6 separate regions of the Homo sapiens genome follow, and all the other regions are linked to region 1. Evidence: chromatin contacts called from ENCODE Hi-C or POLR2A ChIA-PET data. All regions are on one chromosome and are shown on one strand. The core of a region is the stretch at or near the end of the contact, and the rest is flanking DNA. Distances in the headings are between cores, read along the strand shown.

What was found. Hi-C counts contacts between places; a loop is a spot of excess contacts on that map. ChIA-PET counts read pairs that join two places held with the same protein, here RNA polymerase II (POLR2A). Pooled maps may share reads with other maps.
Region 2: a pooled map shows a loop between it and region 1 (4-fold over the local background). The contact joins the promoter of FOXJ2 here to the promoter of YBX3 in region 1. A Hi-C loop is called at or near these places in 9 of 50 pooled maps.
Region 3: a loop to region 1 is called in a map of naive thymus-derived CD4-positive, alpha-beta T cell, with 7 times the contacts of the local background. The contact joins the promoter of EMP1 here to the promoter of YBX3 in region 1. A Hi-C loop is called at or near these places in 1 of 168 maps with a recorded cell type or tissue (naive thymus-derived CD4-positive, alpha-beta T cell) and 8 of 50 pooled maps.
Region 4: a loop to region 1 is called in a map of ascending aorta, with 2.9 times the contacts of the local background. The contact joins the promoter of GSG1 here to the promoter of YBX3 in region 1. A Hi-C loop is called at or near these places in 2 of 168 maps with a recorded cell type or tissue (ascending aorta and naive thymus-derived CD4-positive, alpha-beta T cell) and 11 of 50 pooled maps. POLR2A ChIA-PET finds 5 or more read pairs at or near these places in 1 of 52 experiments (PC-9).
Region 5: a map of ovary shows a loop between it and region 1 (16-fold over the local background). The contact joins the promoter of RIMKLB here to the promoter of YBX3 in region 1. A Hi-C loop is called at or near these places in 2 of 168 maps with a recorded cell type or tissue (ascending aorta and ovary) and 8 of 50 pooled maps.
Region 6: a map with no recorded cell type shows a loop between it and region 1 (5-fold over the local background). The contact joins the enhancer-like site here to the promoter of YBX3 in region 1. A Hi-C loop is called at or near these places in 5 of 168 maps with a recorded cell type or tissue (OCI-LY7, ascending aorta, chondrocyte and 2 more), 3 of 37 single-sample maps with no recorded cell type and 15 of 50 pooled maps. POLR2A ChIA-PET finds 5 or more read pairs at or near these places in 3 of 52 experiments (AG04450, MCF 10A and activated CD4-positive, alpha-beta T cell).

What each region holds. Positions count from the first base shown.
Region 1 is chr12:10,721,256-10,725,221 of GRCh38, reverse strand. It overlaps YBX3 (Y-box binding protein 3), which reads left to right and starts at 1,899. Exons shown (of 10, transcript NM_003651.5): 1 at 1,899-2,372. The coding sequence starts at 2,111. It overlaps LOC124902876, which reads right to left and starts at 2,170. Exons shown (of 2, transcript XM_047429946.1): 1 at 1,562-2,170; 2 at 1-185. The coding sequence starts at 2,112. The coding sequence ends at 116. RefSeq lists silencers at 1,784-2,003, 2,024-2,123, 2,254-2,653.
Region 2 is chr12:8,030,997-8,034,962 of GRCh38, reverse strand. FOXJ2 (forkhead box J2) reads right to left here and starts at 2,247. Exons shown (of 11, transcript NM_018416.3): 1 at 1,130-2,247. RefSeq lists silencers at 2,153-2,392, 2,413-2,562.
Region 3 is chr12:13,194,822-13,198,787 of GRCh38, reverse strand. EMP1 (epithelial membrane protein 1) reads right to left here and starts at 2,062. Exons shown (of 5, transcript NM_001423.3): 1 at 1,916-2,062. RefSeq lists an enhancer at 1-22.
Region 4 is chr12:13,101,423-13,105,388 of GRCh38, reverse strand. It overlaps GSG1 (germ cell associated 1), which reads left to right and starts at 1,722. Exons shown (of 7, transcript NM_001080555.4): 1 at 1,722-1,924. The coding sequence starts at 1,877. It overlaps LOC105369666 (a long non-coding RNA gene), which reads right to left and starts at 3,959. Exons shown (of 2, transcript XR_931369.3): 1 at 3,649-3,959; 2 at 2,943-3,402. RefSeq lists a silencer at 3,784-3,833.
Region 5 is chr12:8,695,975-8,699,940 of GRCh38, reverse strand. RIMKLB (ribosomal modification protein rimK like family member B) reads right to left here and starts at 1,950. Exons shown (of 6, transcript NM_001297776.2): 1 at 1,644-1,950. RefSeq lists silencers at 1,346-1,515, 2,046-2,145 and an enhancer at 1,155-2,121.
Region 6 is chr12:12,734,636-12,738,601 of GRCh38, reverse strand. It overlaps a transcript of APOLD1 not described here. Among named protein-coding and RNA genes, the nearest start is that of CDKN1B, 19 kb to the right of the region's middle. Within about 2 kb of position 1,686, at least 13 of the 41 ENCODE cell types and tissues checked have a DNase peak (open chromatin) inside an H3K27ac peak, as active enhancers do; they include OCI-LY7, ascending aorta and sigmoid colon, where a contact is called at or near this core.

The DNA.
Region 1 (3,966 bases), core at 650-3,149:
CCAGTCCAGCACAAATTCTAGGAAATCCCAGGGTGCATCTGTAATTATTTTAGGGTCTTCCAGAGGTTGGAGATCACACCTGTTAGTTATGAATTACTTCCAAGGATGAATTTTTTTAAAAGGCTTTACTGTTGGATCGGTTTGAAGAGTTCAATCTCCTTACTTTTTTTTCTTGTAATGTAATTCTGAAAGGTAAATAGCAATGATAATCATTTTGCTGAATAAGAAAGTCAATGGTCAGTCCTCACCAGAATAAATCATGTTTATAATTTAATTGTAATTAAGACCATAATCTTTCACATGAAGAAATAATTTAATCATTCTTAGAATTAGACCAGCATTTTAAAAGCATCTACATTTATATAACATCACTGTATGCTCCATACTGAAGTCAAACTAAAATATGAATCTAACATTTAAGAGTTTGTAATTTTTTAAATATTGATGAATTACATAGAAAAGCTCAAAATTACATAATTTGCTATTTTTTCAAATAACTTATTTTCTTTGTGTTTTTTGTGGATGAAATAAGAAAGTAAGAATTCAGGAAAGTTTCATAATAATTGATAGCAAATGTGCAGATAAGTAATTGAGTTTGGAAGAATTTGGTCTGTTTTCATTTTGTAAACATTCACTATGTCCAAACTCTGTGCTACGTACTGTACTAACCAGTGGAGATACAAAGATGAATTACACTTGATAGTTACCCTACTGATGTTAAGGTAGACATCGACATTACAGACATATTCCTGGAAAAAAATTTGGTAAATTGTTTGAGGGAACAGGCAATAACTTAAAAAACAAACAAAACAAAGGAGCTTTAGGTGGACCGGACACTGGAGTGACACATGATAATCTCATCTACTTTTCATGTCACCTTTGAGAACCTCTCATAAAGCAGGAAACCGACTCTGGGACATTGAATCTCTGTCCCAAGTTAACCTGGTTAATAAAAAACAAAGCCAGAATTTATACCTAGTCTGTCTGAACCCTAGGGGCCAAATAGTCCTGTATTCCAGACAGTCTTTGGGTACAGATCCCAGACCCTCTGGCCCTGTGTTTACTACCATCCAGCCCATTCTCAAAGGGCATGTGGGCTCTTCAACTTGGGAATAATGTTTATTGGGTGATCTGTTTCTCTATACCTCTCATCCTCGAGGCTAAGAGGGCTCAGTTCCTTAAGCTTTCACCAGCTGGCAGAGGCAACTGGAGCAGAAGGTAGGAAGTGGATTTATTCAGCTTTTTTTGTGTGTGTTCCTTATTAAATATATATTGACAGCTCCTTATTTGTTGCGGTTAAATTGGTGTAAACTCTGAATTTACATTAAATCTGTGAGGTCAATTTCCTCATCTGCGTGTTACAGATGAAATTATCCGTATATTACCTTTCAGGAGTAAGTTGCCAAATAGTCTTAAGGTTTTATTATTCCAGGTCTTAACAGCTGTGCTACGAATAGCTGCTGGTGCTTGATACATGTTGAATGACTGACTAGATGCAAAGGATTTAAAAACAAGTGTTTGAGAGGGTAAAGCGCAGAGTAGTTTGGGTGCCCTATTTTACCTCTCCTTGTCAGCTGCGGGTGTCAAGACGGGTTGAGGGAGGAGAGCCAATGCACCCCGCTCCAACAAAGGGTCAGCAGCGCGGGCTCCTCGGAACGCTCCAGAAGACAACCCGGGCGCCCCGTTCACCCTGGCTTTCCTTGGTTCTGCAACGCGACCCGCGCGCTCGCGTCCCGGCGGATTGGAGCCATAGAAAGCGCACCGGGCGCCTTTAAATGCTAATGAGAGTCCAGGGCCCGACTCCCGAGCCAAGTTTCCCCACCCTCTCCCCTCGCCCGCCCTTCCCTCCCGGGCCGGTGCGCCGCCTAGAAAAACTTGTGCGGGGCCATTTTTGGGGCAGTAAGATCGAGCGAGGAGCCCAAGAGAGAGCGCGCAGCACGAAGCTCGAGCCGCCTCCGCCGCGCGACCCCACCTCGGCCGCCGCCGCCTGCGCCGCGAGATCCGCCCCGGCCTCCCCGAGAGCGAGCCCCGGCCGCCGCGACCACCAGCCGCGCTAACCGCCGACCAACCGCCACCGAGGCGCCTGAGCGAGAGCAGAGGAGGAGGAGGCATGAGTGAGGCGGGCGAGGCCACCACCACCACCACCACCACCCTCCCGCAGGCTCCGACGGAGGCGGCCGCCGCGGCTCCCCAGGACCCCGCGCCCAAGAGCCCGGTGGGCAGCGGTGCGCCCCAGGCCGCGGCCCCGGCGCCCGCCGCCCACGTCGCAGGAAACCCCGGTGGGGACGCGGCCCCCGCAGCCACGGGCACCGCGGCCGCCGCCTCTTTAGCCACCGCCGCCGGCAGCGAAGACGCGGAGAAAAAAGTTCTCGGTGAGTCAGGCCAGGGAGGGCAGGGGCTGCCGTAGTGGGGCGGGCCCAGCCGGCCGCGGAGCACGTGTGGGCAGCTCGCGCTACATCTCCCACCCGGGCTGGAGACGCTGACAGCACAGGGTCCCCAGGGATCTCCGGGTCCCCAGGGGTCTCCGGGTCCCCAGCGCTGGCCGCCTCCCTTGCCGGCGCTCCCAGGTGAGCGCGCTGCGCCCTGCGCTCCTGGCGGCCGTGTGCATCTCCCTTCTGGTTCCGGGCCAGAAAGTTTAGGTCTTAACTTCTGTCTCCCAGACGGGCACTGTTGCGGATTCGCGTGGTGGAAAATGCCTGCGTTTGGAGAAGAAAGGAGAGGCAGTCTGGGAGAGGGGACCTTGGGTAGGGATGGATGTAGGGGAAGGACCGACACGTGGGCCTGGCGCTTTGGGGTCCTTGCTTGGGATCTGGGAAAGGAGAGCATTTCCTTTGGGGAAGAGGAGGGCGCTAGAAGGAGACGGGGAGGGAAAGATAGAAAAGCTTCTTGCCAGGAAGGGTCAGGTGTCTGTCCCTGACGCCCTTCCCACATGGGCATGGGAAAGACGCCATGCTCCTGTTGGCCACATGCCAGCAAAGAGATGTTGCAATCGTCTCCGGGAAACTTGGGTCTTAGTCCCACGTCTTCCTCCCCCTCTCTGTGCCCACGGCTGCAAACAGCCATTCAGTGTCCACCAATGGCTACACGCTTCCCTCTTCCCGGACTGTGGGAACGCACGTGGTGTAGCAGCTGAAAAAACTTTGTCGGAAGTGGGGGTATGACGTTAGTTCAAAACATTGTTACCTTGGCACTTGTAACGTAGGAAGGGAAACAGGAAGATGAAATGTTGAGATTTGGGGGGGCAGTGGATGGAAAGGGTTTCTGTGATGGTTGTTGGTTTAGTCACATAACAAGCGTTCTTTTCGTAAGTAACGCCCCTGTGTGAGTTCTTAAACGCTTGCAAAGCAGGTGGGTGGTGAATAACCTCCCTAAAGGGTGTGTGTCCATATCGTTCGCTCTTATAAACAGGAACGTTAACAGATGGTGTAGGATGCTTCGGAGACCTCTTCACTATTTGGGGTGGGGCATGTTTGTCTCATCTCTCTGAGCCCTACTTCCCCTTTGGGAAGAAAGTTGAGGGAGCAATGTGAGAGAAGTGTATTCAATATTCCCCACCTTGAGAGGACTATTTTCTTGTTTTTTTTTTCTAGGGCTTTTACTAAGTCCCTACCAAACAACATGCTAATTGTAACCTGTGTAGGTTAAGAAACAAAATAGGCCTGATTTTGCTGGACTAAAAGTTGCTTAAATCTAGTCAGTAGTACATTGTGATGTTGTTTCTAGCAAATATTTCTTGGAACACTTTCTGCCAGATGTCTGAGAGAGAAAACCTTGTGTTCTCCAAAGCAGTGTTAGGATAACATTGTTAATGATACCTTATTTTGTAGAAAGCTTTTGCGGTTTTTCACTTAATCCTGTACTGTTCTGAGATTGGGAAAGCAGATACTATCTTTAAAGATGAAGGAAACAGATAAATGAAGGTTAATTTCCTCAAGCAACTGCCTCTGCAGATCCCTGGTGATGAGT
Region 2 (3,966 bases), core at 998-3,497, 2.7 Mb after region 1:
ATAAGGTATCTGCTAATGGTGAGGCAGGAAAGCAGACAACCAGCTAGTGACCTCTCCTAAAAACAGCCTAGGCTTCAGGGGAGGATTTCCTGGTACCCTTTTCCTGCCTTTTCTGAAGATTCTGGACTTTGATAATTCCCTAGCTTATGAAGGAAAACTTTAACACAAGGTTCGAGGGACTCAGAACTGAACAAGAAACAGGAAGGGAGAGGATGAGACTATTAGGTACTTTTCTGGAAGGAAACTTTATATACTCCTCAGAAGTGAAATCTCTCCAGTGGTCAACTTGTTTAACTGGAAGTCTGGACAGAAGCGGAGCAGCAGCCCTCCTCCCTTCGTATCCAGGATCTAATTTTTCCTGAAGAATTGTGAGCAAAAAACAGGAGTCGAGAAGGGGACTGGGGCAGTGGTTCAGGGCCAGCATCAAGGAAGCACTTTAACCCGGGAGTTGGCATTCCCCTGCACACTTTCTTCTCGCCTCAGAACATGTGGGATTCCCATTTTCCCTTTGGATTTTATGGGCAGAGGCATACATCCAGCTAGGAATGGAAATGTCAGGAGAGGAGGCCTCTTGGTATCTGAGATAGGATGAGCAGGAACAGATTGCTTTTCTTGTCAAGGGAGCTATAATTGCAGTAAGCTGGAGGGAACACCTCTGGTGAACACTAAGCTGACCTCGGCATGCCCTGGGCAAGGCCAGGACCCCAGATGCCACCGTGATTTTCATGACAGCCCACTCTCCAGGGGAAAAGGCCCAAGGGTGAAGGGTGGTATGGGAATCTTACCACTGGTTGGGTTGTGTAAATCACTGCTACACAGTATGCATGTTCTCAAAATGCAGCTGTTTTCCGATAACCCTTTTCCTCAGCATGAAAACATCCACTTCCCTAAGGGACCTAAAATGAATCCCATCCCTTTAGTCCCCAAACACTAAGAAACCCATTTCTCAGAGCTTCTGCAGCAAGATGTGGGTTCAAATCCAGGAGCTCCCTTGGATCACATTTCCCATTGGATTTTCTGAGTCATCACTCTGTCTTCCCCGGCAGTGAAACCCACGATCCACCAGCTCAACCCCCTACACCCACTAGTGCCAGACAATGACAGAGAGAAGATGAAAGAAAGCACTAACCTGTCTCCAAGGTTCCTCCGGCAAAGGGAGGGAACCACCTGGTACTGGAGTTTGGGGTTGGAGGGATTCCCCTCTTCAGAGGCAGGTGACGGCTCTCATCCTCAGTGGCTCTTCCTGGACGAGGCTGAGCCTCCCAAGTTGGTGAGGGGAACTGGGTCCCCTGAGGATGAGGAGTCAAGGTTGGAGGAGGGGGAGGGGGAGGAGAAGGAGGTCCTACTTGGGGAAGGTGGCACACCCCCCACACCCTGCTTGTTACCCGGGGGAGGAGGGGAGGAGCCTCTCCCAACCAGGAGTTGTCTCCTCCCCCTTGGGGGAGTTCCCCTCCCCCCCAAACTGGATCTTTCTGAGGTGGAGGGCTCTTTCTGTCTGCTGGAGATAGGAGCGGAGGGGCTCCACCCCGTTCCACTGTCTAGGCACGAGGAAGTTGAGGGGGAGGTCTTCCCCTCTCCAGAAGGCTGAAAGCCGATTCCTCTTCTTTCCCTGGAGTGGCTTCTGAACGTAAGGACTCCTGTCTCCTGTGAATAGTGGTGGGCCGAGGGTGCCTACTCCACAGGCACAGCCCCGTCTCTCTTTGCCTCCAAAGTCCTGAACTGTTGAGAGTGTGTGTTTGGAGGGGCGGGGGCGCGCTAGGGTGGTCTCACTCTGCTTCCCTACGGAAAGCTCCCTTCTTTCCACTTCTGGGGGTCTCCTCCCCGGCCAGTACAGGGGTCTTCCTCGCCTCTAGGCAGGAGAGAGGCGTCCCCTCCAGGGGTCTCTTCTTTCCCTCACCCGAGTGGTAAGGGTCTTTTCTCTCCAACAGGGGGAGAGGTTGCTCGCGTCCCCGCTCCCGCCTCCGCTCCCGGGGTGCCCCAGAGGGTGGGGCTTTCGTACTCCCGGCTGTCCCTGAGCTGGCCTGGGCAGCACGGTCCGGGAGGCCGCGGCTCGAGACTCCGGTCCCTGCTACTGTGGCGGCAGCACCTCCTCTAGGGCCGTCCTGTCGGGTCCGCTCCCTTCGGCGCGTGGGGCTCCCCGCGCTGCCACCGCTCGGGCTCCGACCAGTCTGGGCTCCCGGGGAGCCAGAAGGCGGGCAGACAGTGTCAGGGCTCGGCGCGGGCTCGGGCTCGGCTCGGCTCCGCTGCAGGCCCCGGCTCCTCCCCGGCCTCCGCGCCGCGCTCCGCGCCCCTCCCCCTCCCCCGCCCGCCGGCCGCTGCCGCCACCGCCTCCCGGCGCGGGTTAAGGAGGAGCCGGGAGACGCCGAGCCGCGGGCAGCGCCGAGCCGCGAGCCTCGCTACCCGGTGTGCGCTCCGCCTGGAGAGCCACGGCCGCTCTCACGCCGGCGAGGGATCTCGCCGCCCTCGCCCACCTGCGGCCGCGTGGCTCCGGGAGTTCGCCGTCTACCCGGGATGACAACTCACTGCTCCCCGTCGGGAGAGTCCCTAGTGCGCACCGTATACCGTCAATTCCAGCTGACACCCCAACTCCGGCGTTTCATTCTGTTAAACTCCGTATACAGATGAACAGCCCCAGCTTTCTCAGGACTGTCTTTGATGGGCTTCTCTTTCCCTCGAGATAATTTATAAAGGATCATGAGCATTGAGGTGAAGATTGGGGTGAAGTTTATATGTTACCCTTATATCATCCTGGAATTCAGTAAATGCTCCTTGAATGAGTGGATACATGATAAATGAGCGTGTAACGGTGAAATAAACATCAGAAGATCTGGGTCCTGTTCCTTGTTTCAGCTTCCTAAACTTGTGCATGGCCCTTGTTCTCCGCAATCTTGCTCAGCGAAGAAGGGACCTTGATACTTGGCCTGCTTACCCTTTACAGCTGTCACATCCTGAAGTCATATTATTCTGCTGCAAATTCTCATATATTTCATACTCTGGCTTTTTTTTTTTTTTTTTTTTTTTTTTTGAGGTGTTGTTTCACTTATTGCCCAGGCTGGAGTGCAATGGCACGATCTGGGCCCACTGCAACCTACGCCTCCCGGGTTCAAGCGATTCTTCTGTCTCAGCCTCCCCAGCAGCTGGGATGCCTCAGCCTCCGGAGCAGCTGGGATTACAGGCGCGCGCCACCACGCCCGGCTAATTTTTGTATTTTTAGTAGAGATGGGGTTTCACCAAGTTGGCCAGGCTGGTCTCGAACTCCTGACCTCGTGATCCACCTTCCTCGGCCTCCCAAAGTGCTGGGATTACAGGTGTGAGCCACCGCGCCCGGCCCATACTCAGGCTTTTTAAACTTTTATCAAACTACCCTACTTTCTTTCCTTTCTTTCTTTATCTTTTTCTTCTTTTTAAATAGAGGCAGGGTCTCAGTATGCTGCCGAGGCTGGTCTTTAATTCCTGGGTTTAAACTATTCTCCCTTTTTATGCCTCCAAAGTGCTGGGATTACAGGCAGGAAACACGGCCCGGCCTACTCTCTACTTTATAGCACATAAGATAATAGGAGGCCAGGCGCAGTGGCTCACGCCCGTAATCCCAAAGCTTTGGGAGGCCGAGGCGGGGGGATCACTTGAAGTCAGGAATTGGAGACCAGCCTGGCCAACGTGGTGAAACCCCTGTCTCTACTAAAAATACAAAAATTAGCCCGGCGCGGTGGCGGACGCCTGTAGTGCCGGCTAAGGCAGGAGAATCGCTTGAACCCGGAAAGCGGTGGTTGCAGTGAGCCGAGACCGCGCCACTCCACTCCAGCCTGGGCGACAGAGCCAGGTTCCGTCTAAAAAAAAAAAAAAAAAAAAAGAATTAGCCAGGCGTGGTAGTGCGTGCCTGTAATCCCAGCTACCTGGGAGGCTGAGGCAGGAGAATCACTTGAAACTGGGAGACGGAGGTTGCAGTAAGCCCAGATCGTGCCGCTG
Region 3 (3,966 bases), core at 813-3,312, 2.5 Mb before region 1:
ATATTTTCTCCTTTATAAACCTACAGTATCATGTGAAACCTTGCCACAAATAATGCAGTTCATGATGGTTTACACTCCCAACATTGTCAGGGCTTTCCGTGTGTTGACTGGTTATTAGTTTTAACCTGCACAGAACTAAAAGATTTGTATAATTTTCACAGGATATTAACACTATTGATTTAATAATGGCTAATCCACATCCATGTAATGTGGAAATAATAAACATGTGAAGCAAATGTAGGAGTTCCCTTCATCTTGAAAAGTTGCCCTGATGCCTACTCAATCGTCCCCCTTGGGGCAGTTTTACAAGGAGCATTGCCTGCTCAACACAGGGTTGATTACATGTAACTTCTCTCCCAACGTACTGCCTTTCTAAAGGAAAAGCCTAACTTTGTCAGACAAGCTGAATCCTGTCATTCTCATCTTGTTTACTTGGGGAAAAAATATACCAGTGTCTATGTTGAAATGGGCCACACCTCGGTAGACACTCACCCAAAATGCTAACCGAAAAAAAGAAAAAAAGAAAAAAAAGAAAAAGCACCCTTCTTCATTCCTCCAGATTTCATGATTAGCATGAGTGTTTGCATTTATACAATCACATTTCGGGAACAAGAGAAAAGATAAGCATTTCAAAACAATCACTGCCTTCCATGCAAAGAAATTCCACATCCACTTTCTTTTAAAAGTTCTTTTATCGTTTCTGGTATGCCATCTTTTCACTCAGCACTGAAAGGCAGCTCTTTCTGGGGTGAAAGCACAAAGCCACTCAACAATTTTTAACAGGCACAGATGAAGTTCTCCTGCCCCACCCTCTTCTCCAAACCCAGCTTCCCTTTTGCCTCCCCCGCCCTCCACATCTGGCCAAGAGAAGGCATCTGGAATCCTCATCAGCTCCTGCTTCGACCAAGTGAACCCCTCCCACGTTTCATTTAAAACACCATTTGCCTCCCTCTCTTTCTCTCTCTAACAGTTTTCTTTTTTCATTTTTTTTCTTTTTCTTTTTTTTCCTTTTTGAGACAGAGTCTCACTCAGCTGCCCAGGCTGGAGTGTAGTGGCGCAATCTCAGTTCACTGCAACCACCATCTCCCGGATTCAAGCAATTCTCCCGTCTCAGCCTACCAAGTAGCTAGAATTACAGGCACCTGCCATCATGCCTGGCTACTTTTTGTATTTTAGTAGAGACAGGGTTTCACCATGTTGGCCAGGCTTGTCTTGAACTCCTGACCTCAGGTGATCCGCCCGCCTCAGCCTCCCAAAGTGCTAGGATTACAGGCATGAGCCACCGTGCCCGGCCAACAGTTTTCTTTAAACAAACCAATCCCCCTCTTCCCATCCTGTGAGGAGAAAAAAAATACTTAAATTTAAACAGAAGTGAATAGGGAAGCAAACAGGCAGGAAAAGCAATGTCAAAAATAAACTGAAAACCAGTTATCTATCCACCACCACCCAAAAAATCCCAACCAACAACCAGCGAGCAGAGTAACAGTTCAAGTCCTGAAGCAATCGGAATCAAAACGGAGGAGGTGAAAAACATCTGGCCAGTTCCCGATGTCATTTCCAAGGTGTGTGGTGTTTCCTCCATAAACAGGATCCTATCCCAGTTTGTTTCAAAGTCCCTGCTCCCTCCACATCCTAGAACAAGAACCCGGTCACTGCCAGGCACGATTTTAGCCCCATCCCATTGATTTCCCCAGACTCCGTCCTCAAAATACACTTTTCTGAACTTTCTAGAAAAAGTTGTCTCTGTATCCACTTTGAGCCAAAAGTTTCAAGGACTTGGTTCTTAGAGGATCATAGAAAAATAGCGAAGGAAGAAAAGAAAAAGCAAAACTAAGATGAGGTCAGAAGAAGCAGAGCCGTGGAAAGGAAGGAGAAGTTTTGCTGAGAGTCCCCACAGCGTTGGGAGCTGTCCTACCTGAAGGGTCCCAGCGACAGAGGCGCTCTGAGTGGCAGGTGCTGGCAGCAGCCCTGGTCCGCTCTTCTGGAAGTATGTGACCGCACTGAGGGGAAGGACCTGCCTCCCGAGGTTATAAGTTTCCTCTGCTGGTGTACTGGGGTGTGTAATGGGCGGTTTCTTTTCACCGTGTTTTAAAGGAGTTTCTATGAATCAGTCTGGCTTTAAAAAAAAAAAAAAGATTTGTTGGTAAGCTACGCCCTGCTAAGCTGGCAGTCAGTCAAGAGTGGCTGGGAGTGAGCCATCAATTCAAAGAACCCTGTTGTAGGCTCTCTCTGACTCAGACACACAGACCACAGTGGAAAAAAGGAGGGACATTGCTTCAAATGAGTAACAGGATCACACAAATAGATCTGTTTACTGAAGCCCATTCCTCCTCACCAAAAAGGAGACTTGGTTACCATGGACATAAGGCAAAACACAAGGTTTCAGCCTGGGAGGGGGAGGAAAGGGGCCAGTGTCCTGCTGACTGAAGTCCTAGGTCATCATCAAGCGAGATTCCCAGTCTTCCTCCCCCATTAAAAGCATCAGCTGCTGCTCACTGTCAGGAATTATCAGATTCCTTTTTTTATTTACTTCCCTGCCTGACCCTGGTGCACTGTCCTGTGGGTGGCTGTACAGGGAGGCCCTGAAGGCGAAGGGGACACACTAGGAGCTCTTGCAGCCCTGCCTCTGAGTGATGGAGCACTGATTGAACAGCAGAGAATTCCTGGTCTTTCATTATGCTCTGCTAGTGCCCGTGTGGACTCTCCACATTCCAGGAGGAAGTCCTCTAGTTAAGAACTTTGCTCTCTGTAATAATCAGCTGGACCTTGTTCTACAATTGACTTTCTTGAACTTGGCCAGTAGCATAATCATCCCTACTACCTCCCTGCACCACTCCTCTCTCTCTCTCAACTCTGGAGCTGGGAGAGGCCTGTGAAGTCATCTCATCCCACAGCCCAGGCATTCCACTGGAGAGAGTAAAAGCCCAGATGCCTGAGTTCAAGCCCAGCTCTCCACAAATTTGCTGTGTGACTTTAGGCAAACCACTTAACTTCTCCATGCCTATTTTCTCATGCATAAAATGGAGATGGCAGGTATGTAACTCATAGAGCTATGATGAGAAATACACATATAGGGGCTCATGGCAGTGTGCATAGTGAGCGCTCAACAAATCTTAGCTACAAGGATTATTTTACTGAAGAAGCAGCTCAGGCCCAGAGAGGTGAAGTGACTTATTCAAGGAGATACAGTACGTTACCAGTAGCAGCTTGGATCTAGGTCAGCACATCCAAGCAATTCTATTTCTGTTATTCTCTGCTGCACCCTGACAACTTATTTCAATTCAAAATATGCGTGTGTAGTATTTATTCATTCATTCTGCCAATACAGGCTGCACGTCAGTCTTCACTGGGCCTGATTCAGAGCACTGAGTCACAGAAGTGAATGACATCCCTGCCTCTTGGAACTTATATTCCCTAAAAAGATAGAAAACAGACTGGTGGCTATTCACCAAAATGTTGATCAAATTCGATGATAAAATTATGGATGCAGTTTAGTTTGTTCTGGTCACAATTCTGTATTTTCCAAATCCTCTGCAATGAACCTATATTACTGTCTTTAGGATGTTGGCATGTGGATGGATGGATTTTAGGAAAAAATATTTTAACATGGGAATGTGGAGAATATTTTCTAAGGTGGATGATAAGGAAAACACAACACACACACACACACACACACACAATGATTTGATGATGCTGCATCTTCACAAGTCCCTGAGAACTGAATTCTATCTCTGTAAAAGTAAGAAGGTCTGGATTTTCTCACTGAAAACTGATGACGTGATAAAAGACTGCATGTTTCTCATAGAGTTCCTCACCTCTCCCCTCTCTCATTGCTCATTTGATAATAAAAATGCCTGTCTGAGAGGGGCCACTCCCAGCAGTGGGTTGAGAGTCCCTGTGATCTCTGAGCATCCCAACCCTCAGGGAGGGGAGGGTGTCTGCAGGTGAGGCCAGGAAATCCCCAGG
Region 4 (3,966 bases), core at 473-2,972, 2.4 Mb before region 1:
AAAAAATCATCTGTGCCCCAGTGATTACAGATATCACCTTTGTCCTATACTGGAAGTCTATACATAGCTGTGTTTATCTCTAGACTTTCTGTTCTCTTCCATTGGCCTGTTTGTCTAGTCATGCACCAGTACCACATTGTTTTTTTTTGGTTTTTTTGTTTTTTTTAATATACTTTAAGTTCTAGCGTACATGTGCACAACGTGCGGGTTTGTTACATATGTATACATGTGCCATGTTGTTTTAATCATAGAGGCTTTGTAGTATGCTTTATATCAATTAGGGCTAGCACCACCTCAGAGCTCTTCCTTTTCAGGGTTTTCCTAGCTAGTCTTGTGTATTTTTTTCCCATATAAACTTTAATATCAACTTGTGTTGGTCTTTTAAAATACTCATGGTTATTTGTATTAAATTTATAAATTAACTTATAACGGACATCTTGATCAATTTAAGATGTGCCAAAAATAAGGCATGTTGTTCCATTGGGGAAGTTATTGGCACTTCGAGATCCGATGTTCTCTCTTAGATACTTCCTTAGGTAGTTTAGGTCATTAAATAAAATAATAAATATTTCTTGAGCAGCTACTATGCCCTTGGCACTATATTAAGCACGATAGAAGTAAAAAACCAGATTCTGTCCTCAAGCAGCTTAGAATTTCACGAGAGAAACAGACTAACACACCAAAAGCAAAGCAGGCATGCTGTATGAGCAAAGAGGAAATGGGGAGTAAGGAGGGCTAGAGCCACAAGGTAGTGAGACTGGAATCATGTGCCCTGAGGTTGTGTAAGATTTAGGCAGGGCAGCAAGGAGAAGGAAGGGATCCCAGTGAGGGGAACCCTGGCAAAAGCTCAGAGGAGGACTGAGTGTGACAGGTTTCACAGGGCAGAGGGCCCCATCCAGACTGTTAGCTGGAATCCTGGATGAGGCCCTCTTCCAGTCTCCGAGAGTTATGCCTCCATATTAACAGTCCCCAAACACTAATTATGTATTCATTAAAATGATGTTAGTGAATGTTTGCTGGGTTTCCAGATACTAGCCCTTTAGAATGGTAATTTCTGTACATTGTTACCTTTTCAGGGAATGGCCTTGAGTTGTGCCATCCAATACAGTAGCTACTTGCCATGTGTGGCTGTGGAGCCCTTATGATATGGATAGTGCAACTGAGCAACTGAATTTCTAATTTTATGTAATTTGAATTCACTAAATTTTAATTTTAAAATGAAAGTAGTATAAAATATTTTTCATTAAACCCAACTTTATTGTGTGGGGAGGGCTACATTTTAAACATAGTATTGTATAACATATGATTGCTGTATCACAGTATGTGTGTCCAATTTACTTTTTTTAATGTGGCTACCAGAAAATTTTAAATGACATATGCTGCCCACATTGCATTTTGCTTTGACAGCACTGGTCTAGAGTCTCACAACTCAGTGTGGTCTGGCTGGACTCACGTGAGAGCCATCCCAGACTCTGCACTTGACTAAGTCAGGATCTGCACTTGACTAAGTTCCCCAGGTGAATCTTATGCACAATAAGATAAGCACTGATCTGGACGACCTCAGAAGACATCCAGCCACTGGTAGGTACCCAGCATGACCCCCCCCAATCCTTATGGGAGGAGGCTGAGGGAGCAACAGGGAGACCCCTGACTGCCGTTGTGACATCACAGAATAAACCCCACGGGTCACCCAACCCCGCCCTGGCTGGTGTCTGGCCCTCAGGACATCCTCTCCAATCCACCACACACCACCTTACCCCTCTGCTGGCAAGAGGGGACCTGATTCATCCTCACGCTAAACACTCATTCTACCCAACTGATTGAGACAGAACAGAAGATAAACTGAAACTTCTCTGCCTTCCCGCTGCAAGAGTGAATGAGCGATCCCTCTCAACTGACTCAAAATGTTTGCCTCACCCAGGAGGTAGGTACAGTGATTTTGAAATCTCATGAACATCTCATACACATATCTTTACTGCTGGATTTGTAACACAGGTTACACTAACTCATCAATTTCATGTATTTCACATGGTCACAGTAAAGAGCTTGGAAATGCACTATAGGGTTCTACAAAATGGAATGAAAATGTGTCACTCAGCCCAGTTTTCATAGATAAAACTGGTATGTCCATACCTTGGCCTATTACCTTTTCATCTTCCTTCATTAAAACTTCCATTTCTTCTTCCCTTGTCTCATCATCTTCCTTCTCCTTTCTGTTCCCAGGGCTCCCTATGCCTCTCCTTTTTTCCTTTCATCTGCATTATTCCCGTTGCCAAAATCTGGAGCCTGGTAAAGGCCCAGTAGCGGTGGCAACAATAGAGCTGTGTGTCACCCCAGTGAGCTGAAAGAGCAGACATCAAGCTCTATGCCAGAGAACAGTGGGGCATCCCCAAGGTCCTGCTGGAAGGCAGCTCTGATCTGGAACTGGGAAGGACAACACACAGTCAAGCTCTTTCTCGTCTCAGAGAATCCAGCAGAATCTTCAGGGATCCTTCCAGACCAGGAAGACTCTCACACTCTGCAGAGAAGTTGCGGCTTGTTTAGCATTTGACCTACATTCAGAAACGACCAGCCTCCCAACTTTCAGCTCTAAGGATTACTTAAAAAAACAAATGGTGTTCATTCTCAGATATCTTGCCTTTCTCAGGAGAGAAAAATGAAGCTTGCAATTAGCCAGCAAACTAGCACATACACAAACACACACACACGTACATACACTCCAACACAGGGAGCAATGTGGTATGTTGTTGACCAGCTGGAAGTTAGGATCTCAAAGGAAAGAACAGGATAACTTAAGAGGCACTTCTGGGACTGCAGAGCTGAGCTGGTGGTTCTGAAGAGCCATCGGAGTGTGGGTTCAGGCAGCTTCCCTAATTCAGAAGCAGCCCCAAGTGAATAGATGACAAAGAAGTGGATGTGAACATGACAGAAAAAGCCAGTCATGGCTTAGAATAAATTTTATTATTGTTCTTTATCAGTGGTTTTCCAGGAGAGACACAGAGGGAATATGGGAGCGTCTGGTTGCTAATATGTACCTGAGAAGTATAAAGTACACTTAATCCATTGCCTCAATCTGCAGGAGGTCCCATAAATCTGGCCTGCAATCTGTACATTTTGTTAAAGGTGACTGTGCCTTGGCTTTTACTGAGTGGCAGCCTGGTGATGAGTCAGGCGAACAGTCCTCAAAGATTGCCAGTGTTGACTTTACCATTTACTAGCTTTGTGGCCTTGAGCAAGTCAAACCCTCCGAATCGGAACCCTCACTTGTAGAATGGGGATGCCACGTCCCTTTCAGGCTGGTTGTGAGGATTAAGGAAGATGTCTGAAGGGTCTAGCAAGGTGTCTGCTGGTAGCACAGGTGCACTTCCCCTTCGTTTCTGCTTAGAGGCACTCTTCTTCTACCTGTTTTCGATTTTCACAGAACTAAGAAGGACAACTCTTTGCCCTCATTTACCCCTGAGGGTAAATTTAACCCTCTGGGAGGTTAAGTAACTTGGCCAAAATCCTCAGTGCAGTCGTGCATTGGGTCGTAAATAGAACTCGGATCTGCTGAGGGGTCTGGGTGGTGAAGTCCCGCCCTGGGGTCTTCCCAATGAGACGCAGACATCCCCTTCCCTTAGAACGGGAGCCTGGGACCCATAGCTTTACCGGGCAGAGGCAGGGAAATGCCTGACTTTGGACTCCAGCAGCTCGACACATCCCGAGCCCTGGCCCACCGGCCTGGGTGTAAGGAATCCCTCCGACTACCCAGTCTCTCCGCCCTCCCGCGCAGCCTCGCCAGGCGGCAGAGGGGACGCGCCTCAGGTGGCCTAGCGCCCCGGCCCAGCTCCGGGACACATGTGGCCCCGCCCTCCGCGGCTCGCCGGGTCCCTGGCCTGCCCTGGCAGTCCCTGCTCTCTGGGAGGGCCCCCGGGACACCGTTCTCAACCGACGGAGGAAGACCCAGAGGAAGAAACAGCCCGGGTA
Region 5 (3,966 bases), core at 701-3,200, 2.0 Mb after region 1:
TCAGTTCCTTACCCCCTGCGGGGGGGCAAGGCAGGAAGAGAAAAGTGGCTCTTGACCGAGTGGAGGATTGTCTGTGACTGAATTTGCTGTTCCCCTTCTTGGCTCTGTTCTCAGAATCACAGACTGCCCCCCTCCCTGACAAGCAGACTCCAGCACCTGGTAGGGGTAAGAGAAGACAAGAGAGAAAAAAGGGAGACAGAGAAAGATAAAAAACATCAACAGCCATGTTGCCAAACTAACAACTAAATCAATGACATGAAAGAAGGAAATTAACAGCACTAACCAAGATAGAAAAGAATAAAATAGGATTACCTCAAGACAAAATAGGCCTCCTCCCCTTTGACACACTAACCAAATAAAACAGTAACCATTGGAAAAGAAATTTAACTATGATTATTTTTAAAATTAGAGGGTTGCATACTAAAATTTAGGAAATAAATGTTAAATCTCTGAGACCGGAATTTCAGAGAGTGTTTTATTCCAAATGAATATCTTAAAAGTATTCTCATAATTGCTTTTAAGAAATCATTTTTTAAAATAGAAGAAATGACCTTTAAGGTACCCAATATTGTGAAAGTAACAAAAATGAGATTTAAAAACATTTCAATTTAAATGGTTATAGTTAATAATTAAGAACACCCATAAATATAATGAACATACCAAGCCCACAAAAAAAAATCTGCATAGTAGGCTGCCCATATACTTTCTATACCTATTTAGAGTTGAACCTAACTCCACAAAGATGTGGTAACAATATATATAACTAATGGGAAAATGACAGCATACTGAAAGAATTTACATAGCAGTTGCATTGAGCATGGTTAGTGCAATAACCCCTCACAGAACAGAATTACCACCCCATCGCTATTCGCCAATACAAATGGGATAAAACAGTGAAATAACAAATGTGTGATCAGAGATAAGGACATATTAATAAGGGGAGATTGAAATTATTACCACTCTGGTTTGGGTTTTTTTTGGGGGGGGGTGAGGGGCAAGTAGTGTAATATTTACATCATGCTCAAATTTTTAAAGAATCAAAACTGGACAAGCAATTATTTGGTCATCCCCTTCTCATTCAGAGACTGTCAAAGGAAAAGATGGAATGACTGTCACACTCTCTAAAATTTACACGTAAGGAGGAAAACGTGGAATCGAATACAGTAGCTGCGGGACCGCACCACGTGATCCTCCTCCCGCGGTCGCTCCATAGAATTTGTGGGAAGGGGGGGGAGGGGGAGTGTCGCCGCAATCCCGAGGACAGGTCAGCAGCCCGCGGGTCCGACTCCAGCCGGCGTTCCCGGGGTTACCACACCCCCTCGCCGGCGGGGAAACCATACTCCTTACACGCCCGAAGTCGCCGCCCCCTCGACACGGCTCGCCCGGTCGCACGCACACGCCACGGGCCGGCGCCTCCCGGCACACGCGCGAAGGCCGGGCCCCGCCTCGCTCCCCACCGACTCCGCGGAGCGGCGACCACCGGCCTCAACTAGCCCCGGACCCCGGGCGCGCTCGGGCCGGTCCCCTCCCCGGCCCAGCCCCCGCTAATCGGGGGATCCATTCCGCTGAACTCGCCCACTCGGGAGGGCGCGCCTTCGCCTCACTGCTCTACACCCGAGGGCAACAGCGGTCGTACCGCTCACCTGGGTCGGGGGGCTCCTCCCTCGCTCTCGGCCGACTGAGCCGGGCTGGGGCCTTCGAGGAAGCGCGGGCCGCCGGGCGGCTGGAAGTGGGGGAAGGAGAGGAGGGGGAGGGGGTCGGGATACCGGGAGCCGCCTCCTTTCTCCTCCGCCGACTGCGGCTCCCGCAGGCTGGCCGGGCGTCCTCGCACACTCGCCCAGTTTCTCACAGCCTCGCGTCCCGTCAGCTTCTCCCTCACCCCACTCCCACACACTCTCACTCCCACACACTCACACCCGGCCGCTCCTCGTTCCCTCACTCGCCTGCCGCGCGCGCGCGCGACCCCGCTCACACACAGCGCGCGCGACGCCGGCGGAGACCGCCCCGCTCCCTCAGACCGAACGCCGCCCGCCCGCTTGCTGAGGAGCGGCGCGCGCCCCGGCCCCGCCCTCCTGGCGCCGCGGCGCGGCGGGCGGGGGGCGGCGGCCGGAGGAGCTGGGGGCCGGGCCAGCGCGCCGAGCACTGCCGAGCGGATCTGACACCTGCGTCGAGAGCCGCCCTCCCAGCTCCTCGCCCGCACCCGAGCCATCGCTGGCCTCGGGGGAAGAGAGGCGATGGATCGCGCGCGGGGAGCGAAAAGGGAGCGCGAGGGCGCTCCGAGGACGCGCCTCCCCACCCGCCCCCAAACCGTCTTCACTGAGAAAGGGAAACGGATGGGGGGGGTGGGGGGCGAGGTTTGCTCCCAACTCGAAACCGCGAGATTAGTCCCTTCCGTTGTACGCCCTCCCCGCCCTCACATTCCCTGCTTAGGCCCCATCAATCTGCGCCTGGAACCCCGACACGAGCCCCCTACCCCCTCGGGCGCAGGGTCCTGCCGGCATCCCGACGCCTCCCGCCCAGCCCTTCCGCCGGCCGCCGCCCGGAGTCTCCGCTTACGGTGGTTCCTCCCTCCGGTAGGCAAAGATATGGAGACAAAGATCATTCATACCTAGAAGGTCTTTATCCGGGACTGGAGTAAAGACAGTACCTCTGTATATTGAGAGGCAAATTTAAAACCACATGATAAATTTCCTGGCTGAAGCGGGTTTGGAGATACAGGCGGGGTGGATAGCGCCAGCTCTGCCCCCTAGAAACCGGCGTAAACCTTGGACAAGTTAGTTGCTACGCTTCCTCTGAGCCTTTGTTGTGAAAAGATAAAAGAGTACAGTCCGGAGTCGTTGTGAGAATGAAATGAGATATTTTAAGAGCATTTTGTAAATTCTAAAACTATGTATAAAAAATAAAAGTATAGCCCAAAGGAGGCTAAGAATATGAATGTTCAACTACGCTATTACATTTTCTTAAGGAGAAAAAAAAAGGGCTACAGACGACCTCCCAGGTTTACATGGAAGATTCACTTCCAAATAACTTCAGTCACCAGAGACACCAGGTGTGAGGTACGGTAATGTGCTCACCAGTTTGCCTTCTTGCTGGTCTCAGCCCTGTCTCAGTGACCTCAGCCAACAACTTTTCACTGCTCCTCTCCCAGTCAATTGACAATATAATTTCATTTTCTGCTTTTAAAAAATTTTTTGACTAATTTCCTTCAGCGTCTCGAGAGTCCTTTAAAAGATGTAGCATAACCCAGGGTGGTAACTTCTGGATCCAGACTGCCCGGATTGGATTTATGGTTCCACTCCCTATGTGAACCTCTGCAGTAACTTAACCTCTCTGTATCTTTATCTGCTGAGCTGTAAAAGTGAGGATAAAAATAGTCACCTACTTCATGGAGTTGTCATAAGGAGTAAATGAGTTAATAAGTATATAATATTTAACAGCTGACACAGATCAAGTGCTGTTCAAAGTGTTTAGTGCTATTATAATGTTAGGTCAGTGAGAGTAACCTAGGATAGGCGTCTAGTTGGTTTACAAAATTTAGAGGAACAAACGCCCTATAAGATAGATACACTATCTTGAGAACAAAGGGGATAAGGTCTACAGAACTAAATTGTTGCTATTTACTTCCACTCTGATATTCAGCCCCCTGGGACATAAAGTATATTCAACTCCAAGACCAAGAGAAGCATTTTGTGATCAAGGGAAGCTTGAGCACAGAGATACTAACACTGAAAATCTGACAAAATAAACACAGTGAAATTGACACAGGGAAAAAAATGTACAGAGGATCAATAATAATATTTAATTAACCTATTCCTTCAGTCCCACTCTTAAGGAATCCAATTCGTGGTAACTGCATCCCCAGAAAAAGTGGGTTGTACTGGTGAAACTGAGGATAGGAAGTATGACTATTAACTCACTTGCCACTTGCCCTTAAAAGTTGTTATTCAGGGCAGGGCGCGGTGGCTC
Region 6 (3,966 bases), core at 437-2,936, 2.0 Mb before region 1:
TACCCAGTGCACCATATTAGAAACTATAAAGCATCATTTGAAATTCTTAAAAGGACACCGTTTTAAGATAGTAGATATGTAAATATCTATGTAATTAACCAGGCACAGTGGTTCATGCTTCTCATCCCAATGATTTGGGAGGCTAAGTTGGGAGGACTGCTTGAGCAAAGGAGTTCAAGACCAGCCAGGGCAACATAGTGAGACCCCATCTCTAAAAAATTTAAAATTAGCCAGGTGTGGTGGCATACACCTGCAGTCCCAGCTACTCAGGAGGCTGAGGCAGGAGGACTGCCTGAGCCCAAGAGGTCGAGGCTGCAGTGAGCCATGATCATGCCACTGCACTGCAGCCTGGGCAATAGAGCAAGACTCCATGTGTCTTAAAAAAAAAAAAAAAAAAAAGGACTTGCTTGCTCTGGTGAGTATGGGGAGAGCCTCTCCTCATGTGTAGGAGTGGCAGCATATTCCAGAGTAAAAACATAATAATAAAATAGTGAACACATGCATAGCTACTACTTTATGCAGGCCTTGTTGTAAGTTCTTTACATATATTCAATGTTTTTCTCATAGAAAGACATTCTTAAGACTGTGAAGAGAGAAGAAAAGCAGGAAACAGAATTAAGGTATTTAAGGTACTTAGTCCAGGGCCTGGCACATAGTAGGCACTCATTATTGTTGTTGCCAACAAAAGGTCTCAAGAGAACATTCAGTCCCCTTCCTCCCCCTAGATAACGACCCTCCATATTCTGAAGCATTCACTGAATCTTGCTCCACTATCGTGCAGCCACATTCCCACGGTTGAACAAATCCCACGGAAGACATCAGTAGGAACTACAGCTCTACTCAGGTAGTTAACACCAACCCTGGGCCCCCCAGCTTGGATCCTCAGCTGAGGATATGCCAAAGATAAGCGCCCAGCTCCCTCCTTCTCACTTTCTATCAGTACTCTCTCTTGAGTGTAGATTTGTTTTATTTTGTTTTACTGGAGAAGGGGAGGAGGAGAGGTGGAGGCAAAAAAGGGGAAAGGAAACAGAGAAGGTAAGATGCAGGAATTATTTCAGGTCTCAGTTTGGCAGGGGCTCATATGTAAAGCTATTATGTTCGAGAAATATAAAAGACTAATACTTTTCCTAAAGATTGAAACAGAAACAGTGGTGATTGGACTGGGAATTATACCTCACTTCAATGAACTCCAAAAGAACTTGAGTTGATTGCTGAAGAAGTGAACAAATAGTGATCAATTTGCTGACAACTGTAAAAGCGTATGGGGTGGGTCACAGCCATTATAGCTTCCTGTGGAGTCAGTGGCCAACTCTAGGTTGTTACCCCACTGTAGCCAGCAGAGGTCTCTCTTTTATTAATCTTCAATTTAAAAAAAAAACCTCTGGGTTGTTTATTTCTATTATCCTTTTGAAGTCTCTTTCTAAAGCCAAATAAATAATGAATCATTTGGCCAAAACATCTTCGAATACTGAATCTAGTCACTTAGTAAAAATGAAAGACAAAAATGCTGAGCTACTTGAAGCAAAAGATTCAGTATTCACCTCTAAGCTATTCATTTGCTTAGAAGATTCACGCCAATCGCACAGCCAAAGAGCAAAACATGGGCCAGACTCTAAAACAGCAATGAGCAACTGGCTGAGTATGACAAAGAAAAGGGAGCTCCAGCTAAGACTGGTAGCGGGGTGGAGCAGGAGGCTGGCGAGGTCCACTTCTTCGGATCTCTGGTTCAGTAGCTGACACCAAGCAGGGCTCTTCCTTGAATGCACTCCTTCAAAAGCCTCAGATATACCACTTGTGACCACATCCCCTCTAACGGCCCAAGCACTACACATTACACCCTCCTTACTTAATGAAATCAAGAGTTTTGGTTTTTGAAAACTCGATTGTTTATGTTAAGCAGCATCATGGAGAACTATCAAGGCGAAAGCTTGAACTTTCTTTCCCACGTCCTATTGGGATAACCCCAACATAAGACTAAGGATTTCAATTAATATTAGATAAAGTGAGGAAACAATAAAATTTATTTGAAGCTGCTCAAGTCACTCTCTTATTTTATTTTATTTATTTATTCTTTTGAGACAGGGTCTCAGTCTGTCACCCAGGCTGGAGTGCAGTGGCGTGATCATGGCTCACTATAGCCTTGACCTCCCAGGCTCAGGTGATTCTCCCACCTCAGCCTCCCAAGTAGCTGGGACTACAGGTGCACACCACCATGCCCAGCTAGTTTTTTTGTTTTGTTTTGTTTTTTTTGAGACAGACTCTCACTCTTATTGCCCAGGCTGGAGTGCAGTGGCGTGATCTTGGCTCACCGCAACCTCCTCCTCCTGGGTTCAAGCAGTTCTCCTGCCTCAGCCTCTCGAGTAGCTGGGATTACAGGCACACACCACCACGCTCACCTAATTTTTTGTATTTTTAGTAGAGACGGGGTTTCACCAGGCTGGCCAGGCCAGTCTTGAACTCCTGAGTGATCCACCCGCCTCAGCCTCCCAAAATGCTGGGATTACAGGCATGAACCACTGCTCCCAGCCTAGTTGTTTGTATTTTTAGTAGAGATGGGGTTTTGCCATGGTACCCAGGCTGGGTTCAAGTGATCCACCTGCCTCAGCTTCTCAAAGTGCTGACATTACAGGTGTGAGCTTATTTTATTTTAGTTTAGAGACAAGATCTCACTCTGTCACCCAGGCCTGAGTGGCAGTGGTGGATTATAGCTCACTAAAACTGTGAATTCCTGGGCCCAAGCGATCCTCCTGCTTCAGCTTCCCAAGTAGGTATGACTACAGGTGCTCACCACCATGCCTGGCTTATTTATTTATTTATTTATTTATTGTAGAAATGAGGCCTCACATTGTCCAGGCAGGTCTTCGATGCCTAACCTCGAATGATCCTCTTCGGCCTCCCAAGCAATCCACTTTGGCCTCCCAAAGCACTGAGATTGCAGGCATCAGCCACTGTGCCTGCCAAGTCACCTTTAAATTATCCAGTGGCTTCCCATTGCACTTAAAGTCCAAAATTCCTAATGTGGCTTAAAAAGCCCATCACTCCAGCCACAGCACTCATTCCTTCTGCCATTGGCTCACTGCCCCCCAGCCACAAGCACATTCTTTCAAAGCTCTTCTCTGACTTGCAGCCTTGGACTGTGTTCTGCTTGGCTCACTCTCCTTCCTTTCCTCCTTTCAACTGGTTAACTCATGCTCAGCTTCCAGGTCTCAACTTGAAAGTCATTTCTTTAGGAGGGATTCTCTAACCCTCGCTCTAGGTCAGGGCCCCTGTTTCAAACTCTTACAGCATCCTACAGGCAGCCACTGGAACATAGGGGAAGGCACTGCAGGTGAGGGGGATGGAATGGCATTTTTTATTTTGTTTGTTTGTTTGTTTTAGAGATGGGGTCTTGTTCTGTTGCTCAGGTGGACTGGAACTCCTGGGCTCAAGGGATCCTTCCACCTCAAACTCCCGAGTAGCTGGGACTATAAGTGGCTGCTCAGCTAAAGGGAGTGTTGGTGGATTTTTAAAGGCCCTTTTCTTTTCAGTAAACACAGGCTGGCTTGGGGAAAGAGTTTCGATTTTAGCCCCTGCTTGCTTCCTCAGTTAGTCACCTTGTCTGGGATCCAAACTGCTACAGCATGAAGCAGAAGCTCTGAGGTCCCTTCATGGCACTCATCCTTCACAACACTCACCTAAATTCCATGGAATAATTACAGCTGTGACGCCTTGTGGAGCTCCAGGAGGCCAGCGCTCCTGTTTGTGACCTTGAAGCCCACAGAGCCTGGCCTTAGTAAAGGCTCCCAGAGACTGCACGCGACAATGCAGCAATATCTGGCACTACTAAGCAACCATTAGGTTACACATTCACGTGCTTTTTTTCTAGTGAGATTATAAACGTTTATTGTTCAGCCTACGCTATTATAAGATCATCTTCTTTTGATTCTGAATATGTGGTTTGTGGCCAAAAATCAGGACTCTAGCTTC